Regions from separate parts of the Homo sapiens genome. Here region 1 is linked to region 2. A link is an interaction called in ENCODE POLR2A ChIA-PET data of the cell type or tissue named here. Cell type or tissue: GM12878. All regions are shown on one strand. Links, peaks and the distances in the headings refer to the core of each region. The heading gives the core; the rest is flanking DNA. Region 1 has its middle 18 kb from the start of MIR6502. Region 2 overlaps IRAK3 (interleukin 1 receptor associated kinase 3).

Region 1 (5,382 bases), core at 124-5,123, 74 kb before region 2:
GAGCTAACAGATCACCTAAAACAGAGCTTTAACCTCATCTGAGAGGTCAAAGAAGGTTTTCTCAGAGGAAAGGATACAGCCCAAGCCTGAAGTCACCTTTCTGTTAATGTCCAGAAAAGAGGAAGAGTTCAGTGCATTGCGGGCAGGTGGAGCATTCCAGATAGAGGACACAGAAATGGCTTCCAACTGTGTGGGAAACCCATGCTTTAGGGATTCATCATAGAACTCATGCAGATCATGATTGTTCCAAGAATTCTTTCCAGAATTGGCACAGATATGGGCAGAAAACCAAGGTGATGGCCAGGCGTGGTGGTTCACACCTGTAATCCCAGCACTCTGGGAGGCCGAGGTGGGCAGATCACCTGAGGTCAGGATTTCGAGACCAGCCTGGCCAACATAGTGAAATCCCATCTCTACTAAAAATACAAAAATTAGCTGGGTGTGGTGGCAGGCACCTGTAATCCCAGCTACTTGGGAGGCTGAGGCAGGAGAATCCCTTGAACCTGGGAGGTGGAGATTGCACTGAGCCGAGATCAAGCCACCACATTCCAGCCTGGGTGACAGAGTGAAACTCCATCTCAAAAAATAATAATAAAATAAAATAAAACCACGGTGAAGAAGCAAGGCCCTCCTCCAGTTTACTGAATGTTGAGGTTGTGCCATAGTAGTAAGAGTATCTCTAATACCAAAATCTCTATGCAGTATGCTCACACACACTGGGTTTACTTAATGTAGATGGAGTTTCCCTGACATACTCTGGAGAAATGGCTCAAGCCTATACACAGTCATTAGAAAGGGAGGCTTCTGTTATGTTTGCCCAAAGCTTACAGGAAATATCCCTTGCAACCCACTCTGCCAGGAAACCATCTTTACGTAATTCCTCCCTGTGTTCCAATGGCACCTGTTGCATGTTCTGTCCATACACTTACCTCATGGTAGTTCATCATTTGTTGATATCTCTGTGTCTTAAAAGTTTGACAGGAAATATAGCTTAGTGTTTAACTATTTACTATGCTATGTTTAATGTTGCTAAGAACAATATTTTTCCTTAAAAACAGAAACTTAATACCTTGGCTGCTTTGGAGGCCCCTCAAGAATCTTGCATTTAAGGAAGTAACTGAAATATTAGAACATTTTGTCTGTGCTAAATGTCTTTGTATTGCATTTTAGTGGCTATTAATTACTAGTAAAATCACTTTCCCTCTCTTCAGCTCCCCTTATTAAAATCTCTGTGATATAAGGCAGATCAAGATGATCAGTAAGAATACATCATTAATTTTGCAACTGAAATTAAATGAAAATAAGTAGAAAAGAAATAAAGGTTTAGAACAGATATTTGGGATAATTTAGAAACATGTTTGAAATGAACTAATTAAATATTAACCTTATCTAAAGCTATTAAGCTAAAAATAGGAAAGCACCTTTCATATAAATTCAGTGATCTGAATTATTAATATGCAAAATTAAATGCCATGTTCAATTTCAGTTTTTTACACAAACATGAATATTGATATTATCCGTAAAACCAGAAAGACCTTGCAATCATACGGTGCTTCGAGGCTTGTACAACATGGAGAATTTCAGTTTCCATCAAATAAACAACAAATTACTTTAAAAATTAAACAAAGCTGAATTTTTCAGAAAGTTGATTTGCTAAGTGCCTGCACTATTTCTTCCTGGAATGTAGAGAAAGTGACCCCTAGTGGAATTCTAATGAAGCATTCCTCCAGCTTTGTTCACTTATTTAGCCAATCAACAGATGCTGCCTGGCTGGGCTCTGGAGACAAAGACATGATTGAAAGTGAAGTTTCGGATGGTAGTTGAGAAGCAAGCATTTGTAGAAAAGATTGATCAGAGCTACGAGTCAGAGAGTGGAAGTAGTTAACTTGGCAAGGGCTGGAGGAGAGGGAGGTAGGGTGGCTGGACAGAGGAGGGTAGAAGTGAGAAAGGCCATTCACACAAAGAGCTTGAGCAGCTTGGTGCCTCCTGGAAACTGCCAGTGGTTTTATTTGGTGAGGAATGAGCACTTCCAGGAGAATGGATAGGGTTAGAAAAGTAGGCAAGGACCAAGCCATGACACGCGACAGGGTCTGGTCTTTAATCTGGTCTTTGGGGATAATGTCCCCCAAACACTGTTCTTGGATATTAATGGAGGTAACAAATACTGCTCAAACCACAGTCAGAATGCTAGGATGAACCAGGCCTCCCGTAGATACAAGAGATTGTATAAAAATGGGCTTCTTTAACTGTTTGCAGCCCTCTGAAAGACCATGTCAGACAGACTAGAAGATTTTTTAAGTCAGGGAGCAAAGACAGAACTGGGAAGTGGCTTAGACACAAGAGGAACTAGAGAATAAGCAACAGTTTAAAATGTTGTGATTATGGATAGAAAGAAGAGCCAGTGGGCCCAAACATCTCTACAGCAAATACTCCCAGCTGACGGGACGTAGCACATGTGGTTGAGATCTTACGAATACCCAGCAGGGCTGGAGTGGCAGTTACCTTTAAATAACACCTCTGTTCACAGCAGCGGCGAGGTAAAACCCATTACCTTAATGACAAAAATCACAATTACTTCTGCACCAACCTAATAGAAGCCCAGAGAATGGCAGCCTCTGAGGAAACAGAGGAGGAAGAAATGAAGAAGGTAGAGGGGGAAGGAACAAAGCGGTAGAAATAGAATCAAGGGAGAGCCATCTCCTGGAATGGGAGGGAGAGAGAGAGAGACCTTCCAGAAAGTACTCAACAATATCAGATGCCGCAGAGAAATCAGGTGAGGTGAAGCCTAAATTTTGATCATTATGATTGGCAGCCAGGATGCCATGGATTTTCCGAGAGAGAGAAATGGTAATGGAGTGGAGGGCAAACCCTTTATGTAGGAGCTGAGGAACAAACAGGAAGTGAAAGAAGGAGCAAGCCAGAGCTTGCTTTATCAAAGAGCCTGGCTAAGAAGAAGCGGAAGTTACATGAAGATATATGATGAAAGAAGGGGTTTTCCTCCTAAATATTGAAAAAGCTATGTTTATGTGTTCAGGAGAAGCAGACATGAAAAATAAGTGGCTGAAGATAAAGTAGGAAAGATGATTGATTGAATAAAGGACAGAAAAGGGATCAAGAGCATAGAAGAAAACATTTGGATTAGGCAAGAAGATAAGGACGGGAGGCGGGAGCGAGGAATGCATATTCTGTGGATCTGTCCATAAGCAAAAGCAGGAATGAAGAGTTAAGCCCAATACCTGCTATTTTTTTTCTCTGCAGTTGAAAGCAGAGGCAGTGCCTGAGAGCCAGAGGGATAGAAAAGGCAAGGAGGCTTGAAGAGAAGCCTTCTAACAACTGTTGTGGAGTAAGGGGTGATGGATGGCCTGGGACAAGCAAAAAGACCCCTAAGCAGCAGAAAGAAACTAACCCAAGGGGAACCCATGAATATGTAGTGGCATGTGTCTGCTGGGTGCTGCGGTGGCTTTAACAGCACCCAGGCACAGAAACAGAAAACGCAGATCCCAGGGCCAGCATTTTGCAGATCAGATAAGGCAGAAAAGAAATAGGATGCTGCTAAAATAAAAAAAATTTTAAAAATAAATAAATAAATAAAAATTAGGGACATAAAGCCTGAGGGTGGAGGTGAGGATGGTGTAATGATAAAGTAACAGAAAATGGAGACATGGAGGGGCCGGGGGTCTTGGTGTTGGAGGTCAGTTCTGATGGGGGCAAGAGACTGAGAGCCCAGAGACAGGAGTTTGTGATTGAAGAGGAAAGCGCTAGCCATCTCTTGAGAATGTCTTATGTGCCTGGCACCATGCTAAGCACATCATCCATAGAATTTTATTTAATCCTTACAGAAAACCTATAAAGTTAATATTATTCTCCTTACTTTACAGATGAAGAAATTGAAGCTCCAATACAGCAGCTAACTTGTGTGGTATCACACAGCTGGTTGACTTGCCCAAAACCTTCACATTTCCTTCCAGTGCTGAGAGGTGGAGCTATTGGGTGATGAAAAGGATAAGGGTGGCCTACAAGAGGGAATTGTTCTTCCAGAGTGGGTTTCAAGGTCAGTAAAACAGAAAGCTAGTTTGTTTGCTTGTTTGCTTGCTTGTTTTGCTTTGTTTTGTTTTTAGAGAACTAGTTTTGTACATGCGCTGGCATGTTGATAATGGATGAGTAAACTATGGTAGCTGGGAGTGGGGATAAAGATACTAGCTAAGAGAGTAGATTGTATGTCCAGAAGCAAGGGTACTGAGCAGAGATGCAGAGGGTGAAATCACCAAATTGTATGAGCCCTGAAAGTGTTGACTGTTTTGTATGGGGCTGGGCAGGACTGCCTATGTAATTTGATGGGCGCTGTGCAAAACAAAAATGGGGGGCCTAAATATAGTGCCATGAAAGGTACTGAAATATGAAACCGTTTCCTTCTGCAGTCTTTCTCTCTCTTGACCTGTCATGGTGTTTTTATTTGATATTTCATTTCTTGTTCCCTCAGACATGGGGATATTTGCAGAGGGAGTGCAGAGACACCCAGTGGGGGCTCTGTCCCCTGACTCAGTGCATGGCCCACTGGCTTCTGAGTTCTACCTCCCCTGAAGTGCTGCACCCCAGCTGGAGACAGGGAGATCCACCTCCTCATTCCCACAGGCCACCGCCCCCACCCACAGCAGAAGGGGAAGAATCAAGGAGTGGCAACCTCCACATCAGGATGCCCTTGGGACCTGGATCAGTATTGGCAAGAGTCTGTCTGTTTTGAATGAAGTGTTTTGAGTTTTTCTAGCAACTTGGCTGGTAGCTACTGTTTCTAGCAGCCATCAGCAGACCAGACAGTAGCACATCAGTAGGGGATCCACTTGCATGCATCTCCTTGGGCTCACCATTAGGGGTTGCATGCAAGCTTCAATGACACAACCATCATGTGAAAGGTTAAGAGTTTTTAGTGCATACAGACCCTGGGGGGGTTACACACCATGCCTGGAGGACACACACAGACACACACACACACACGACACGGTCAGCAAGCTCAGGCAGAGAGAGAAGGGACCCAGGGGCCAACGCCTTTACTGGGTACAGGGCATTATCCAAACAGATTTCCTGCAGGGAGTTTTAATTGGTGGGTTTAAAGCAAGCAGGTACTAGTTCCAGGAGGTCACGCTGTGACTGAAAGGTGGTCACTTTGAGTTCGAGGGCCAATGTCTGAATGGTCTGTCATTTGCAGGAACATGAATAGAACTGGAAATCATTATGTTAAGTGAAATAAGCCAGGCACAGAATGACAAATATTGCATGTTCTCACTTATATGTGGGAGCTAAAATAGTTGATCTCATGGAGGTAGAGAGTAGAATGATGGTTCCCAGAAGCTGGGAAGGGGGTGCATGTGGGGAACAGGGTAGAGA
Region 2 (5,382 bases), core at 225-5,224:
TATAGTTCTGAGTTTGCATCACATCTAAGGAAAGCTAGATTAGACAAAGGCATTTTTTCTAATAGCAGAAGTTCATGGTAAAAAACTGATCCAGACTGTTAAAATGAATACTGCCTGCATGCATGGATTGCTTCCGGACTGGAAATGAAATATGTTTTCTCTTTTTCCAACTGGTGATTCACACTGCAACCTTAATAGCTTTTCTCTAATGATGATGCATTCTGAATAGAAACATTGCTAAAGAGTATTTTTAGCATCCATAAAATGTATACTTCATTTAGATCCAATTCTATAAAATAGCTCCAATCTGATACAACAGGAATGCAAACTCTCAACATGTTAATTACATTCTTCAATATTTATCATTTTCTTCAACTCTCCCTTACGTGTCCCCTTTCAGAATATAGGACTTTGTTTACTCGCAGTACATATCAAATAAAAATACAGAGAAAAGTTCTCAATGACTAATTATGTTGATAAAGTTAAAAGCATTCTAAACTGAAAATACAAATTAAGAAAAACATGCTGTTAGTTAAGCATTGTTTAAAACCATTTTTTGGAACACAAATCTTTGTTGAAAGTCGTATTGGAGTCACATAAGCCAAAAAGTCAACCTAAGAAGTTCAGAAATCAGATGCTCAAAAGTCCTTGAAGGCTGTTTTGAGAGTGCAGGACTGACTGTTTTCAGTTGCAGAAATCACGTCTCCATATGCAAATATGTCTCTGAAGGGGTTTTTTCAAATAATGCAACACATCCGTATTTGGAATCTTTGTATTTGCATACAACCACATGCCAAAACCCCTGCAAAATTAAGACTCCATTCTCACAAAGCTTGTTTTTAGACACTGTAAGGGAAAAAGGAAAGATGTCTCTTTCTTTCTACAAAGCATGCAAAAAATTAGACAATTTTTTAAAAGAACTTTTAAGGTTAAAGACATTTTTAATTCCAAAAGAGTAAAACAAAAGTCAAAATTATAAGTTAGATCTATTCTTCATACCAGACTGTTAGCATTAACACTTACTAGTTAATATATTTTATAAGAAATAGTTCTTATTCATACTTAAGCTCATGTGTATGTTTTACCCCATGCCTGAGTAGGACTCATAACTGCGGAGGGCTGTGTGTGACTTCTCAGGTGCCCCTCTGTCTGTCCTGCTCTCTTAATCCTAGACACAGGTAGGAACCTAACATTAACTACCTCTGGGAGATAATTCACCCTCAACACCAAGGTTTCAGTCAGAAGCTATGTAATTTCATTCCCAGGTGAATATCAATACTATTTCCCCACACATTCTTCCCTTGTTAAACTTTTATAGGTCTGTTGCCTACACTAAATTGGAAAATTCTTACAAGCAGGGACTAGGACATTGTATTTACAGTGCTTTATCAAAGATTCTGCCCAACAAGGTTTTTAATAGACAACCCAACAAGGTTTTTAATAGACATTTGTTGATTCATTAATTTATTCAGAATGTACATATTTACTGAGTGCCTGCTCTGTGCCAAGTACAATTTTCGATGCTAAGAGAGTCAGCAGGAAACAAAGGAAGGAAATATCCCTGCTCCCTTGAAGCTTATTTCTAGATGAAGAATAAACAAATAAACATATATATGTTTACATATATATATAGTTTATTTTATATATACATAGAGATACTTACATACATAAAGTATGTGAGAGGTGATAAATGATATAGAGAAAAATAAAGTGGAAAAGAGGCATAAGAGAGTGGTGGGGGGGGGTGTCAATTTTAAAAGAGTGGCCATGGCCAGGTGTGGTGGCTCACACCTGTAATCCCAGCACTTTGGGAGGCCGAGGTGGGTGGATCACCTAAGGCCAGAAGTTCGAGACCAGCCTGGCCCACATAGTTAAACCCCGTCTCTACTAAAAATACAAAAAATTAGCCTGGTTTTGTGGTAGGCGCCTGTAATCCCACTCGGGATGCTGAGGCAGGAGAATCTCTTGAACCCGGGAGGTAGAGGTTGCAGAGAGCCAAGATTGCACCATTGCACTCCAGGCTGTGCAACAAAAGCGAAACTCCGTCTTAAAAAAACAAAACAAAACAAAAGAGTGGTCAGAGTAGGTAATAGTTAAACAAAAACATGAAGGAAGTGAAGAAGCAAGCCTACAGGTTACTGGCAGGAAGAACGTTCCTTGCGTGTTCAAGGAACAAGGAGGCTAATGTGGTTGGAGTCAAGCAAACAAGAGGGAGAAGAAAGTGAGAAAAGCCACACAGGACTTCAGGGTTTGCTCTGACTGGCCTGGGAAGCCGCCAGAGGGTTCTGAATAGGGCAATGATAGCATATGCTTTACAGGCATCACAGGCTTGCCGACTGCTGGGCTGAAAAGACACTCAAGGAGGTCAAGGGCAGTAGCAGGGAGTCTGAGCCCAGTCAGCCAACTGCTAAAATAGTAGAGGTGGGAACCGATGGTGGTTGGTGCCAAGATGGTTACGGTGGCAGTGGTAAGAAATGGTCAGATTATTAGACAGATCCTGAAGGCACAGTCAGCAGCATTATTTACTGAGAGATAGGATGTGGTTTGTGAGAGAAAGTGACAAGTCACAAAAGGCTAATATTTTTGGCCTGAACAAATGAAGAATGGAACTGCCATTACTGAGATGGGAAAACTTTGGGAGGGCTGGGGGAGCATTTCTGAGCTGTTAAATTGGAGATGTCTGTCAAATAGGCAAATAGATGGATGAAGATGACATTCCAGAGGGAGACTTGGGCTAGAAATTTGGGAGTAGTATATAGATTGAATTTACGTGAATTTAGCAGATAAACAGAAGAGACAAGGTCCATGGACTAAGCCCAGGGGCACGCTAAGACATTGAGATAAATCTATAAGAAGAGAAGAAATCAAGGAGCATGTAATTTTTTTTTTTTTTTTTTTGAGAGGAGTCTCGCTCTGTCGCCCAGTCTGGAGTACGGTAGTGTGATCCCGGCTCACTGCAACCTTGGCCTCCCAGGTTCAAGGGATTCTCCTGCCTCAGCCTCCCAAGTAGCTGAGATTACAGGCACCTGCCACCACGCCCGGCTAATCTTTTGCATTTTTAGTAGAGACGGGGTTTCACCATGTTGTCCAGGCTGGTCTCGGACTCCTGACCACAAGCAATCCACCCGCCTCAGCCTCCCAAAGTGCTGGGATTACCGGCGTGAACCACCGCGTCCGGCAGGGGCATGTAACGTTCTAGAGCGGAGAAAGCACTTCAAGAAGAAAGGAGAAAGGAGTGATCAACTATATCAAATAAGATCAAAACTTTGAACCAACCATTGGATTTAGCTGTAGTGACTTCAGATGACAGGACTTTCAATGGAGCGGTGGGAGGTGAAACCCTGACTGGAGGGGTTCAAGGAAAAATGGAGGACCTGGAGTATAAATAGCCCTTTTGAGGAATATTACCACAAAGAGGAACAGAGCAGTGGGGTGTTAGCTTAGAGAAGTGAGAGCTAGACATAACATTGTCTAACTAACTTGTGACAGAAATAACACAGTGGTCAAAAAACCAGGCTTACCTGGGAGCGGTGGCTCACATCTGTAATCCCAGCACTTTGGGAGGCTGAAGCAGGAGGATTGCTAGAGCCCAGGAGTTTGAGACCAGCCTGGCCCCATCCATACAAAAACTTCGCCAGGTGTGGTGGCATGTGCCTGCAGTCCCAGCTATTTGGGAGTCTGAGGTGGGAAGGATCACTTGAGCCTGGGAGGTCGAGGCTGCAGTGAGTTGTGATTGTGCCACTGCACTTCACCCTGGATGACAGAGTGAGATCCCGTCTCCAAAACAACAACAGCAACACAAAAAAAGCAGGCTCTACTGCATATGGTGACTTCCTTCCAAAAAGTAAGAAACAGAAAGAGAGGGAAGTGAAGTAATTTTACAGGGCAGATATCTGACAGATGCCATCTCAGCCATGGTTAACATAAGCAGTGATAACTCCTGTAAATAGTACCGACCCTGGATACAGGTCAGTACTTTATGGTTTTCCTCCCCCAAATCCATAACCTCAGTCTGATCATGAGAAAAACATCAGACAAATCGCAGTTGAGGAACAGTCTACAAAATAGTGGATAAGTTCCAACCAATACTCCTCAAAACGAGGAAAGTCTGAGAAACCATCACAGCCAAGAAGAGCCAGAGGATACGACAAATAAATGTAATGTGGTATCCTGAATGGGATCCTGGAACAGAGAAAGGACATCGGGTAAAAGCAAAGGAAGTCTGAATAAAGCATGGACTTTAGTTAATAATAATGTGTCAATATTGTAATGAATGCAGCACACTCATGCAAGATGTTAATAATGGGAAACTGGGTGCGGAGTGTACTAAGGATGTAGAGTATCTGGGAACTCTTCCTACTATCTGCTAAACTTTTCCATAAATTTAAAACTGTTCTTAAAAAAATACATCTAGGCCAGGCGCGGTGGCTCACGCCTGTAATCCCAGCACTTTAGGAGGCTGAGGCAGGCAGATCACCTGAGGTCGGGAGTTCGAGACCAGCCTGACCAACATGGAGAAACCCTGTCTCTACTAAAAATACAAAAAAAAATTAAGCCGGGCATGGTGGTGCATGCCTGTAATCCCAGCTACTCGGGAGGCTGAGATAGGAGAATCATTTGAACCCGGGAGGCGGAGGTTGCGGTAAACTGAGATTGCGCCATTGCACTCCAGCCTAGGCAACAAGAGCGAAACTCCATCTCAAAAAAAAGATAATAATAACATAAAAAAACACATCTATTTAAAATTTAGAAAGAAAAGAAAAGAAAAAAAGAACATAGAATATGCAGTCTGATCATCTGGTTAGAATCTTAGTGTGCCATTTAGAAGACTGTGACTCAAGGCAAGTTACTTAAATTCTCTGAGAATCAGTTCACCTATCTATAAAATGGAAATAGGAAGAGTGTCTACCTGATAGAATTGTTGTAATAAGTAAATGAGATAATCCATGTAAAATGCTTACCACAATGGCCAATAGTAAGCCTTGACAGGAGGTAGCTTTATTATTATTACTACTATTATTTTGAATCTTTATTGAATATACAAATGCACACTTAATGTGATTTTACATTTAATTTTTAAAGTAATTATTAATGATTTATATAATAATTTCCCTTTTCTTTCTTGAGAGGAAGAAAATTGAATACAGCCTATTATATATCATTTGCAAAAAGCGTTTCTCAGTACATCGTAAGTGTTGAGAGGTTTTTACGGTGTCAGCTGCTCCAAATAATTTAATTTAAATACCAATCTATGGTAATGTAATCAGATGAGTTGTCTCCAGAGGTTCTGTATGTACTACGTTATCATGTCTGTAACGTAAACAACATATTTCATTTGGGCTTTTGGGCTCTTGCTTTCACTAAAAGCCATAAAGTCATCAA

Evidence for each region. Peaks named below come from ENCODE experiments on the same cell type or tissue, not always from the same donor. Only the 100,000 strongest peaks of a DNase experiment are listed, where the experiment ranks them.
Region 1: POLR2A ChIA-PET joins it to region 2 with 10 read pairs; 2 of 35 experiments call an interaction of 5 or more read pairs at or near these places.

What each region holds. Positions count from the first base shown.
Region 1 is chr12:66,266,301-66,271,682 of GRCh38, reverse strand. No RefSeq gene overlaps it. Among named protein-coding and RNA genes, the nearest start is that of MIR6502, 18 kb to the right of the region's middle. In GM12878, for the core only: a CTCF peak has its summit at 1,699 (motif pointing left); DNase peaks (open chromatin) are centred at 1,706 and 2,872; H3K27ac peaks cover 392 bases.
Region 2 is chr12:66,192,344-66,197,725 of GRCh38, reverse strand. All of the region lies in intron 1 of IRAK3 (interleukin 1 receptor associated kinase 3), which reads right to left. Among named protein-coding and RNA genes, the nearest start is that of IRAK3, 5.8 kb to the right of the region's middle. In GM12878, for the core only: no CTCF peak of the experiment used is centred there; DNase peaks (open chromatin) are centred at 655 and 2,425; H3K27ac peaks cover 953 bases.